Linked DNA regions of Homo sapiens: region 1 is linked to region 2. A link is a contact called in ENCODE Hi-C or POLR2A ChIA-PET data. All regions are on one chromosome and are shown on one strand. Each heading gives the region's core, a stretch centred on a gene start or an enhancer-like site at or near the end of the contact. The rest is flanking DNA. Distances are from core to core; before and after follow the strand shown. Region 1 has its middle 32 kb from the start of MARCKS. Region 2 overlaps LOC124901379 (a long non-coding RNA gene).

Region 1 (6,281 bases), core at 1,497-3,996, 260 kb before region 2:
CAACCTGAAAATGCCTAAAATGGAATGCATTATTCTATAAACTTCTGTAATCTTTGTCATTAAGTTAGTGAATGACTTTTGATAACTTACATTGTTTCTTTGTGTCCATTTTTATCATTCATTAATTCATTTATTGTGATTTAGCCAATCAATTTGTATTCCTGGAGAATCTAATACGTCTAAGACATAGAATGTTATCCAAACATAAGGTTGCAAATGCTGCCTTTTCCACAATTTTTTTCTCTGGTACTCAGTTGCAGGTAATCTTCTTTCCTTGGCTTCACTGCTTTCTAACTTTCTTACAATACTTATCATGTGCTGATACATATAATGTTATTTGTGTACATGTTTTATTTCCCATACTATAAGTTTTATTATCTTAAAACCTTTAAACTGTCTACACCATCCCCTTGTATTTTACAGATAATAAATATAGAATGGAAGACAGATACAAAAATAACAATAATGTAACACAATATATAATGACATATGGGCATATGGGTGGTAGACATTAAAAAGTGCTCTGGGAATGAAGAGATGAATTGATCAGGGAAAAGCACTTGGAAGTAGGGTGGTTGATATGGTTTGGCTCTGTGTCTCCACCCAAATTTCACCTCAAATTATAATCCCCATAATCCCCACGTGTCAAGGGATGGAACAGGTGGGAGGTGATTGGATCATGGGGGTGTTTTACCCCATGCTGTTCTCATGATAGTGAGTGAGTTCTCACAACATCTGATGGTTTTATATGGCAGTTTTTCCTGCTCTTGCTTGCTCTCTCTCACCTGCCATCATGTAAGATGTGCCTCTTCCCCTTCCTCCATGACTGTAAGTTTCCTGAAGCCTCCCCAGCCATGCGGAACTATGAGTCAATTAAACCCCTTTCCTTTATAAATTACCCAGTCTTGGGTGTTTCTTTATAGCAGTGTGAAAATGGGCTAATCCAGTGGTCATGGGAGAGGTGGGGTGAAGTCATTCCAGGTAGAGAAAAAATATTAGCAACTGGTGCCCATAGGAAAGAATATATCTTTGGGAAACCAGGAGTGATGATGATGGACAGTAAACTAGAGGAAGGGATGTTGCAAATACCAAACTAAGATGATTAGGCTCTTCTATAAGCAAAGATTAGATACAAAAATTTTTTGAGCAGTTGAGTGCCATATCAAAGAGACATTTTCAAGAGATTTCTCAGGTGATGGCATGTGAGTTGGTGAGAGAGCTTGGAGGCAGAAAAAATCAGAAGAATTAGTTACTTGTGCAAGAGTATGTGAATATCTTGGAACAGATATAAAGGTGTAAGGCAGAGAAACTAGAGCAGGAGAGTGGAATCCTCAGATTATAAAGAGATGACCAATAAGACATTGCAATTGAGTTTGAGGATAAGGAAAGGGGTAAATAAAAACCCATTTCTAGGTCTTGTGTTTAGATTATGTTAAAAATTGTGATACCATTGATAAATGGTGGAAAATCAATTTTGGAGGAAAAATAATGCATTCAGTTTTAGGCATTTTCAGGTTGAAAATGCAATGATGGAATGTTTGGGTGCAGAGGAGGCAGGCGCTAACCAGTTTGTTGAATGTTCAAGACTGGAGCTTAGAAGGGAGATCAGAGGTTAGAAAGTAAATACAAGGCCTACATGTTAGCTCACACTTGTAATACCAGCATTTTGGGAGGCCAAGGCAGGAGGATCGCTTGAGGCCAGGAGTTTGACACCAGCCTGGACAACATAGTAAAGACCTATCTCTACAAAAATATAATCAAAAAGTTAGCCAGGCATGTGGTGCATGCCTGTAGCTCTAGTTACTCAGGGGGCTGAGGCAGGAGGATTGCTTGAGCCCAAGAGTTTGAGGTTGCAGTGAGCTATGATCATGCCACTGTACTCTACCCTGGATGACAGAGTGAGACTCTGTGTCTAAATAAATAAATAAAAAGGAAAAACATATAGATGAAATGATGAAAACATATAGATGAAAGTAAAAACATATAGATGAAATGATGAAAAAGAGTTGTCCACTTACTTCCTTTGTTGTAATTTCTCTGTTATAAGCTCCTTGAAGGTAGGACGAAGTCCTATTTGTTTTTGTTATCTGGCTTTGCATGTGAAGCACCTGGTACATAATCTGCATTTTATGAGTCATTTTTCTGGAAAGCTACTTAGACCCATATGCAACCCTATGTTACTTGTGCTAACGAGATACAAAGAGAACACTTAGGTGTAAAATTCACAGACAAGTGAAATTTTTAGGTAATAGCCTCAATCTTCCCTTTCTCCTAGAAAATAATTTATTACTACAAGTTACCAAACTAAAATTTATATATATTTTTTCATCTGATGATAGGTTGAAAGGCTTTAAGCCCATTACAGATAGGAAGTCTTAGTTAATTGCTATTTTGTGCTTGCTGATTTCTCAGGTCCCTTAAAATTTTAAGAAATCTAAGTTTAAGTTGGGTGAGAAGGAACTAGATAAAGCTACAAATCCTTGACATATTAGGAGTGCACATTACTCCAAAACCTCTATTTATCTTTTTCTCCATGTTTCTCTGTAAATTAGCCCAGCACTGAGAAATGATGGCTGAGCCTTGTAAAAGAGTACCTTCTGGTTCAACTTCTGTAGCTTAATCTGCTTCTCCCCTCCCAGCATGGGAGAGCTCAAGTAATGCATGTTTCCAAGTGTGGAGGGAAAAAGTCAGGGCCCTGTCTCTGCCAGCCCAGCAGTTCTCAGAGGAGCTGGAGCGTTGCCCGGTTGCTCCTGGGAATTGTGCGGTCGCCAGTGCAGCTGCACTCCTCATTACATGGTGGCCAAGAAGAGTCTCTTTCTATGCGCTGATTTTTCAGCTCATAGACATTGAGGCACCAGGATGTTGTAGGGGATTGGGGAGGCACTCTGCCCTATAAATATGACTTTCCCAAAGTTGCCCCTCCTTCTCCTCACTCTGGCCACAGTTTACACAGGAACACAGCAGAAAGATTGCATATTTAAGTCTTTTCTTCCTTCAAGGGAGAGACAGTCACCCCTGCTTAGGTGCAGAGAAAGAGAGGAGAGTGGAGAGCAGAAAATAGGCCTCCTTTAGTCTCCCTTCAGTGGCTGGAGGAGGTGTGGCACAGTGGGAGAGCCCCAGACTCAGAGGCAGTCAGAGATCTGCTACTGGGACTCTATCACCCTGGACCTTCATTTCCTCTTTGCAAAATGAGGGGCTCTAACTAGATCTCTAAAATCTCTTTCCTGGCTGGGCGTGGTGGCTCACACTTGCAACCCTAGCAATTTGGGAGGCGGAGGTGGGTGGATCACATGAGGCCAGGAGTTCGAGACCAGCGTGACCAACATGGCAAAATCCCATCTACTAAAACTACAAAAATTAGCCGGGCGTGCTAGTGCACACCTGTAGTCCCAGCTACTCGGGAGGCTGAGGCACGAGAATTGCTTGAACCCGGGAGGGGGAGGTTGCAGTGAGCTGAGATCGCACCACTGCACTCTAGCCTGGGCCACAGAGTGAGACTCTGTCTCAAACAAAAACAACAACAACTCAAAACAAACCAACAAAGAAACAAAAAGAAAAGTATCCTTCCTGTCCTAATATCCTATTTTTTTTTTTATTTCATGAGATGAAAAACAATACACACTCCAAGTTATTCTTGACGTAATTCCACTAGAGTACTGGGCAACATCTAGCTCATGTATAAACACTTCTCCATGCCTTTTGAAATACTTTGGAGGAGAATACGGAAAAGGTAAATCTGAGAGAACACAATTAATTCTGACATTTCTGTTAAATTTGGAAAACTACAATCTTGAACTAGAGTTTGTAGGTTGGCCAGAACCTAAGTTTTGAGGAGGTATCTTCTAGGCTGGACTGATTTATGCTGGCCTTGAGCATGCAAGGACTCCCAGCCTGAAGGACTGCGATACAGTTTGGAGGCAAACTGTCTTTGATTAAACTGTTCCATCTAGTCCTGCTCCTGGTTACTGAGGGTGTGCTGTTAGTTACCACTGTGAGTGAGAAGTGGAGTCCACGTAGATACTTGGCAACGGTTGGCATCTATGTGGTCATGTGTGTTGTTTGTGCTGAAATCCCATAATACCTCCAGGCAGTTTAATTCTGTGGTGGAACCAACTTGAATAATTAAACAAAGCTAAGATTTGACAACACTGCACTTGTGGTACAACACAGCTGTGATTCCATGGGCTCAGCAGGGAGAAGGAGTTGGAGGAATCTGTCATAGCAAAAGCATGCTTTGTAACAAATAACAATTTAGCAGACATCCAAAGTGCTATGGAACAGAGGCTATAAAGAGTATGGTCTGTCAGGAGTGAATGGGTCATGGTGTCTGTTCTTGGGGGGTGATTGATCACGTCTGCTTGAATCATGGGTGTCTTATGAAATGAAACTTCTTGCCAGAGATGGATCGCCCCGTGATGCTCTCTCCTCCTATAAACACTTTTGCCATCTGATTTATAAATTGTCAGTAAGTAAACATTTTTGGGGAGAAAAGATCACTTTTGGGAACAACTAAAAATTTGATACTTTTTGTGTGTGTGTGTGTGTCTGGGATAGCCCTAGGGATTAAGGAAGACTAAAGACTCTTTGTTTATTAGATACAATAGAAGTTTGTATATTTGAAAGGATTTGTTTCCTGCTGCCTTCTCTTGTTGGGTAAAGCTTAAAAAAATAAAAATACTTTTGAGAAGTAACCAATTTTCTGATGCTAGACTTTGGGATCTCTATTTTATCCTGAGTGTGATGGCTTTTTGTGTTCCCAAGTCATTCAGGGGATGCTTTTCAATGGCTGTTTCCTCGCCAGTCACATTTAGTCCTGCAGAAGCCATTTGTATAGCTAACATGATCCACTCAGCAAGTGAGAGCTGGAGCATATTAAGCACTGGAATCATTTTACTGCAGAGCAGAAAAGATCTTGGATTTTAATGTTTAAGACTTTTGAATTGTGGGGCTCAGCTACCCAAATAGATTAGTATGTGATTCTGAAGAGCAGTAAAATTGGTATGTGATTTGCATGCTTCGACTTCAGAAGTCTTCAACATAAGTTAAATTACTATTATGCTTTTGTTTTGTGATTAATGTAACTGCAATTGCAGATGTTTTCTCAAAAGATCAATTTACCTCAGAATTCTCTTTTCTCTCTCTCTCTCTTTTTTTTTGAGATGGAGTGTCACTCTGTTGCCAGGCTGGAGTGCAGTGGCACGATCTTGGCTCACTGCAACATCCACCTGCCAGGTTCAAGTGATTCTCTTGCCTCAGCCTCCCAAGTAGCTAAGACTACAGGTGCGCACCACCATGCCCAGCTAATTTTTGTATTTTTAGTAGAGACGGGGTTTCACCATGTTGGCCAGGATGGTCTCGATCTCTTGACCTCAGGTGATCCACCCACCTCGGCCTCCCAAAGTGCCGGGACTACAAGCGTGAGGCACCGTGCCTGGCTTCTTTTCTCATTTTTAACATGGGCAATTCATTAGCTTAAAATCATAATAAACTTCTAGAATGATATATTTCAGATTTTATAGAAGATGTGTGAAAACAAATATTAAACATTGATTTATAAAAAACTGTTTAAAATCTTTCTTTTAATCTGATCTGTCTTGGCATTTTTTTTTTTCCTGCTTCTGTTTCCATTAATTTTTCCTGTCTCATCTCCGGATTCTTCTTCTTTTTTGTTTTTTAAATACAGAGACAGGGTCTTGCCATCTTGCTGAGGCTGGTCTTGAACCCCTGGGCTCAAGCAGTCCTCCTGCCTTGGCCTCCCAAACTGCTGGGATTACAGGTGTGAGCCACCATGCCCAGCCTGATTCTTCTTTTGGAGACATTTCCTTTTTGTCTTCTGAAAGAGATTCCACTGAGAATCCACCCCACTTTCCTGTTATAGTTTCTTCACTGTCCAGTGTCTTTATACTCTTTTTTTTTTTTGAGATAGAGTCTTACTCTGTGGCCCAGGCTGGAGTGCAGTGGCGTGATTTCGGCTCCCGCAACCTCTGCCTTCTGGGTTCAAGCTATTCTTCTGCCTCAGCCTCCGGGGTAGTTGGGACTACAGGGGTGCACTGCCACGCCCCCTCTAATTTTTGTATTTTTAGTAGAAACGGGGTTCCACCACGTTGGCCAGGCTGGTCTTTAACTCCTGACCTCAGGCAATCTGCCCACCTAGGCCTCCCAAAGTGCTGAGATTCAGGCATGAGCCACAGTGCCTGGCCCTTCATACTCTTCTGATGACCACTGCACAACCCAAATGTCTGTCCATCGCTCCAGTTCCTTCCTTCGTCAGACTTCTAGTG
Region 2 (5,789 bases), core at 2,990-5,489:
CGATTCTCCTGCCTCAGCCTCCCAAAGTGCTGGGATTACAGGCTTGAGCCACTGCACCTGGCCTACTATATATATTTCAACCTAATACATTGTAATGGTTTGTTGGCCAAAGACACAAAATGCAACTTGGGTCTGAAATAAAATATTAAATTGCCTATGAGAAGATCAAAGTTGAATGAAAGTGACTCTGTCAAGGTTCTCAAAGTGGCTCCCTGGGCCAGCAGCATCAGCATCACTTGGAAACTTGTGAGAAATGCAGACTTCGGAGCCTGGCTGCAAACTCACTGAATCAGACATTTTGAGATGTGTCCCCAAAATCTGTGTTTTAATAAGCCACCAGGTGATTTTGATGCAGGCTAACATTTAAGAATCACTGGAGTATGTTTTCTAGCATAAACTATGTATGTCCTCAATACCACTGAAAATGAAATCGAGTTGTATTGGACTTGTATTTACTTTTTGTGCGAGCTGGTACAGAAAACACAACAGCAGCATAATCATTCCATTTTACCCATTTACAACATTTCATTTCACAAGAAATACTAGATATAATAAAGCTATATGAAAAAAATCTATAGCAAGATCATCTTTAATGGAGGAGTTCTAGACCCAGTCCATTCATGGATAGACAAGGATGTTCATTTTCAACCCTGATGACATTATAAGAGCTTCTAGCCAATTAAATAAGGAAAATAGATTTTAAAAAAGTAATAGAGATATAACCTTAAATTCAAGGGCCTCAATAAACTATTAACATAATAAAAAGACAAAGAAACTTGAATAAAAGGAAAGATATATTTAATATTCTGTATACATATTTTAAATTTCCATTACTTAATTTATTAATTCTAACAAATCCAGTCAAAATCCCAGCAGAACTTTTGAGTAACTTAAAAAATTGATTCTAAAATTTATGTAGAAAGATAAAGGCCCATGAATAGTTAAAATGTTTTTTAAAAAGAGCCAAGAGAGACTTACCCAAACAGAAATTAAGACATTTAAAAAACTATTGTTTAAACATGTGGTACCGGCACAGGAACACACGGGTAGATAATAGAATAGAATAGAGTCCAGAGAGTAGAGAAAATAATACATGAGATTGAGATGATAATCACAAATAGCAAGGGACTAGGAGTAGTGGCTCATGCCTGTAATCCCAGCACTTTGGGAGGCTAAGGCAAGAGGATTCTGCTTGAGGCCAAGACTTTGGGATCAGCCTGGACAACATAGCGAGATACCATTTCTATAAAAAAAAAAAATTAAAAAAGCAGCCAGGTGTGGTGGTGCATTCCTCTAGTCCCAGCTACTCAGGAGGCTGAAATGGGAGGATGGCTTGAACCTAGGAGAGCAAGGCTGCAGTGAGCTATGGTCGTGCCACTGCATTCCAGCCTGGGTAGACTGAGTAAGAAACCATCTCGAAAAAAGAAAAAAGGAAGAAAAGAGAAGAAGTTAGCAAGGAAAGAGTGGATTCCTTATTAAGGAATAGATTAATTGGGTCACCATATGAAGAAAAATAAATTGGGAATTCATACATCATAGCATATATAAAAAGAAAAGAAGAAAAAAGAAAAAGAAATCCATTTAAATTAGATTAAAGGGCTAAAGTTGAAAGGCGAAAATCTAAAGCTGTTATGGAAGAAATAGAGAAATTTATCTTTGTGATCTCATGTGGAGGAAGCTCCAACAGAAACCCAAAGCACAAATGAGAAGAAGAAAAATGAATGTGTTTTGCAATATCCAAATATAAACATTCTGTTTAACAAAGGACTACATAACCAAAGTTAATAGGCAGATATAGATTGAAGGAAGGTATTTATAATGTGAAAACTAACAAGAAATTATCTTACATACACATAAATGTATAATTGGTTTTTGGAAAATAAGCAAGAAAGACTGTAAACCAAATAAAATATGGACAAAATACATGAATAATAATTCACAAAAGCTTAGGGTGGGAATCAAATAGTTAACAAGCATATGAGCAGGTGCTTCCTAATATATTTATGCATTTATTTTTTTGAGACAGGGTCTTGCTCTGTTGCCCAGGCTGGAGCACCGAGGTACAATCTCAGCACACTGCAACCTCCGCTTCCCGTGTTCAAGCAATTCTTCCACCTCAGACTCCTGAGTAGCTGGGATTACAGGTGCATGCCACCACGCTCGGCTAATTTTTGTATTTTTAGTAGAGACAGGGTTTCACCATGTTGGCCAGGCTGGTCTCAAACGCCTTACCTCAAGTGATCAGCCTACCTCGGCCTCCTAAAGTGCTGGGATTACAGGTGTAAGCCACCTCACCGACCAATGTTTACTAATTTGAACAGTCATGAGCTACCATTATCAGGCTGGCAAAAGTGAGGTAGCTTCAGAATATCCACTGCTCATAATATCAACTGTTGTTGGAGGTAAGGATGATGCAGTCACTATGGGCAGTAATATGGCAGTATTTAGTAAAATTAAATATTCATGTAACTGTGATCCAACAATCCTCCTCCTGGTGTACACTCCAGAGAATCTCCCCCCCACGTCCACAGGCAGACTTGGTTACCACAGTGCTAGTCCTGTCAGCAAAGGGGAGGAGGCAATTGTATGTGTTTATCACCAGTGGAATATGTAAATATCATGTGTAAATGCAAACCATGAAACCTAGTTGACTAAAGACTCCTGGGGTCTCCCAGAAGACTACCAACAAAGGATAATTATCTTCCTTATCTGGATTCTGAACAAATTAAGAAATAAAAGCAAAAATGAATGGAGATCTAAATATTGCTTTTATTGTTGATAACATAGCATTCGAAGATGTTTAGTGTGGGTGAAAAAGGACCCGAACACTGAAAACCAGAGTAGACAGAATCTCCACCTTGGGCCAGGTGCCCACATGGGGCGCCACATCTAAGCAGGAGAAAAAGTGGACTCTCTGAAAGTCGCCAGGACCCATGAAGAAGAAGGGGAAGACAGAGAAGAGCATGCCCAGCCATTCTTCTCAAATTTACCCATTAATGCAAGTCATGGAGTAAAAAATGGAATAGAACGAGACGCTTCATGGGAAAGTAACATCTGTGTGAGGAAGAATGACAATGGAATAGACCTCAAAGGATAAGAATGGTGAAAAAGTCAGGACTGATACAATCACAGTTCAATCTATGTACATTAAAATAAACACATGTAAAAGACAAATGTAGAATATTTTTCAGGAATATCCATCTAAGGAAATGTATGAAAGGTAGATTTGAAAGGCAGAGATTACATTTTAGGGATGTCTATGTCTATGGGGAATTAATACTAAATGTTTTAAAAAATAAAATGGGAGATTTGCACAGATAAAGGAAGATAGAATGACCTGAGGTGAGGCATATGAACAACTTTCTGGGGTTAAAAAGAAAACATTAAAAACGCAGATATGACATGGCATATTATTATTGCTTGCATTTGTATTTGTATATATAACTATCCCACAAAAATCCAACAGCAACAACAAGAAAAAATAGTTATTGAATGACTGCACGGATGGTCTCGGAGTTCAAAGATGGACAAGATATTGAGCCTTCTCCAGAGCTTAGAGTCTTTTGGCGACAGCTTTCGTTTGTACAGAACGTTTTTAGGTCTTATGAGAGTTCATCATTAATCAGGAGACATAACATCAGTGGGAGAGAAGAGAACACAAACCCGAAATCACGCTGATGTTATGGGCGACCTTTTAACTTCAAGGCTGTGCTTTTCACATCCGGAGTGTGCTCCTTAACCAGTTATCTTCTATTCACATTTCTCACTAGTGATGGAGACACGTTGCTAACTCAGTTCATCTTGTTTCTTTCCCAGAATCTAAAGGGAGAAACACAATCGTTTTCCTATTCTTGTTACATAACTATCTTATGAGAAATCTGCTAGCAAAACGCCCCGGCTCGGCCCTGGATGAGGGGCCAGGCCCAGGAGGCGTGGAAGAAGAGAACTGCCAGCACCGGACGGGGTCCTCCCTGGCTCAAGGAGAGGCAACTCCTGTTTGGACCGTGCGCACAGCGCAGGGCTGCTGAGCGGCACTGACTAGAAGGGACTTGGAAAGAACCGCTCAGCCCCACAGGCGACAGATGGTGTTTCTTCTGCATTTGTGTGGAGGGGGTGGGGGAGTGTTGGTAACAATAAGCAGCAGTAGCCACTTGACAGGCTCCCTGCTGCCAAGAATTTGCATGACGAGCGCTTGCTGCCATCTGGAGAACTTCAGCTCATTGAGGAAGAATCGGTGTTTCAGCTTCCATGCTCTGTGGGCCCCAGTCCATGCTGAGGATATCCTCTCCCAGGGGAAGAAGAGCGCAAAAGGGAAACCAATCAGATGAACCTGGCTTGGGGGAGGTCCAAGTCCACTGCACCATCCCTTAGGCAAAGTCAGGGTGAGCTGGCCATGCTGGCCTAATCCCGAGGACGTGTGGACAGATCTGGCACTTCAGAGTGGATTAGGTCAATGGAGCCCAGCACCTTTTGAACATGAGTCTGTTTACACAGCAGTAGTCGATAGAGGAAATGTGGACCCGAGGAGAAAACTCAAACAAGTACCCTGTTTCCCATGGCCTCCAGAGGAGAGTTCAGTGAGGCAAAAGGCTGACCATACACCCCGGGGATTCCAGGATTCCGTTCACAGACCACAGTGCTGTGCATTACAAACACATGTGTGGGCCATTTAATTAAACACATAACAGGCTTCCAGCTGCTAAGATTTTGTGTGTTTAAAGCAAGATGTATTTTCAAAGTGCAAAAAAAAAAATCACTTAAATCTTAAGTTTTACTTTTAAAGTATTTCCTTCCTTTCTTGTTAACTATCTGGGAAATTTGTTACTTTTTTTCTCGTATATATATGTAAATATATATGTATATATAAATATATGTATATATAAAAATATATATACATGTATATATAAAAATATATATATACATGTAATATATACATGTATATATAAAAATTATATATATACATGTATATATAAAAATATATATATATATATATTTTTTAGCCAGGCTCAGTGGCTGTAATCTCAGCACTTTGGGAGGCTGAGGTGGAGAACTGTTTGAGGCCACGAGTTTCAGACTGGCCTGGGCAACATGGCAAGACATTGTCTCTAAAAATTTTTTTTAAAAAATTAGCTAAGCATGGTGGTGAGCACCTTCAGTACCAGCTACTCGGAGGCTGAGGTGTGAGGATCACTTGAGCCCAGGAGGTTGAGGCTGCAGTGAGCCATGATCACACCACTGCACTCCAGCCTGGGGGACTGAGTGAGACCCTGTCTCAAAAACAAACAAAAGAATTTTTTTTTTTCTAAAATGTCTCTAATTGGTATTTAAATTTTACTGGATCAAATGATATTTTAAATATAACATCAGGAGATTATATCCTATAGTTAAAAACAAGTTACCAGTAGCAGTTAAAAGGTCTGTATTTAATACACATAACCACAAAGCTTGATAAACGCTCTGTCTTGCCAGAATTTCCAGTGTCAAACTGCATGAACAGTGTTCCTCATAGGAGAAAAGACATGTGCTCAAATATATTAATTATGGATTAATCAAATAAGTGAGAGTAAGACCACATTTACTATTGATGCTCTGTGAGATTTTTGAAGGCGGAAACTATTATTAATATATCTATCTTCATTACCCCAGCAGGTAGCACAATTCCTGCCATGGGGTAGGAGTCTGTGTTTGTTTCAGCATTGGGAGTTACAAGGAACAGAATATTGGTAAAGTTAAACCAAAAGAGAGATTTATGGGAAAGTTGCTTCTCTCTCCTATGGACTAAGAGGTGA

What was found. A loop is a pair of places that touch in the nucleus more often than their neighbours do. ChIA-PET counts read pairs that join two places held with the same protein, here RNA polymerase II (POLR2A). Pooled maps may share reads with other maps.
Region 1: a loop to region 2 is called in a map of sigmoid colon, with 2.3 times the contacts of the local background. The contact joins two enhancer-like sites. A Hi-C loop is called at or near these places in 1 of 168 maps with a recorded cell type or tissue (sigmoid colon) and 4 of 50 pooled maps. POLR2A ChIA-PET finds 5 or more read pairs at or near these places in 1 of 52 experiments (OCI-LY7).

The regions. Positions count from the first base shown.
Region 1 is chr6:113,822,441-113,828,721 of GRCh38, reverse strand. No RefSeq gene overlaps it. Among named protein-coding and RNA genes, the nearest start is that of MARCKS, 32 kb to the left of the region's middle. Within about 2 kb of position 2,746, at least 12 of the 41 ENCODE cell types and tissues checked have a DNase peak (open chromatin) inside an H3K27ac peak, as active enhancers do; they include sigmoid colon, where a contact is called at or near this core.
Region 2 is chr6:113,563,246-113,569,034 of GRCh38, reverse strand. The region is part of intron 1 of LOC124901379 (a long non-coding RNA gene); the gene reads left to right. Among named protein-coding and RNA genes, the nearest start is that of LINC02541, 84 kb to the left of the region's middle. RefSeq lists enhancers at 3,427-4,190, 4,191-4,955. Within about 2 kb of position 4,239, at least 20 of the 41 ENCODE cell types and tissues checked have a DNase peak (open chromatin) inside an H3K27ac peak, as active enhancers do; they include sigmoid colon, where a contact is called at or near this core.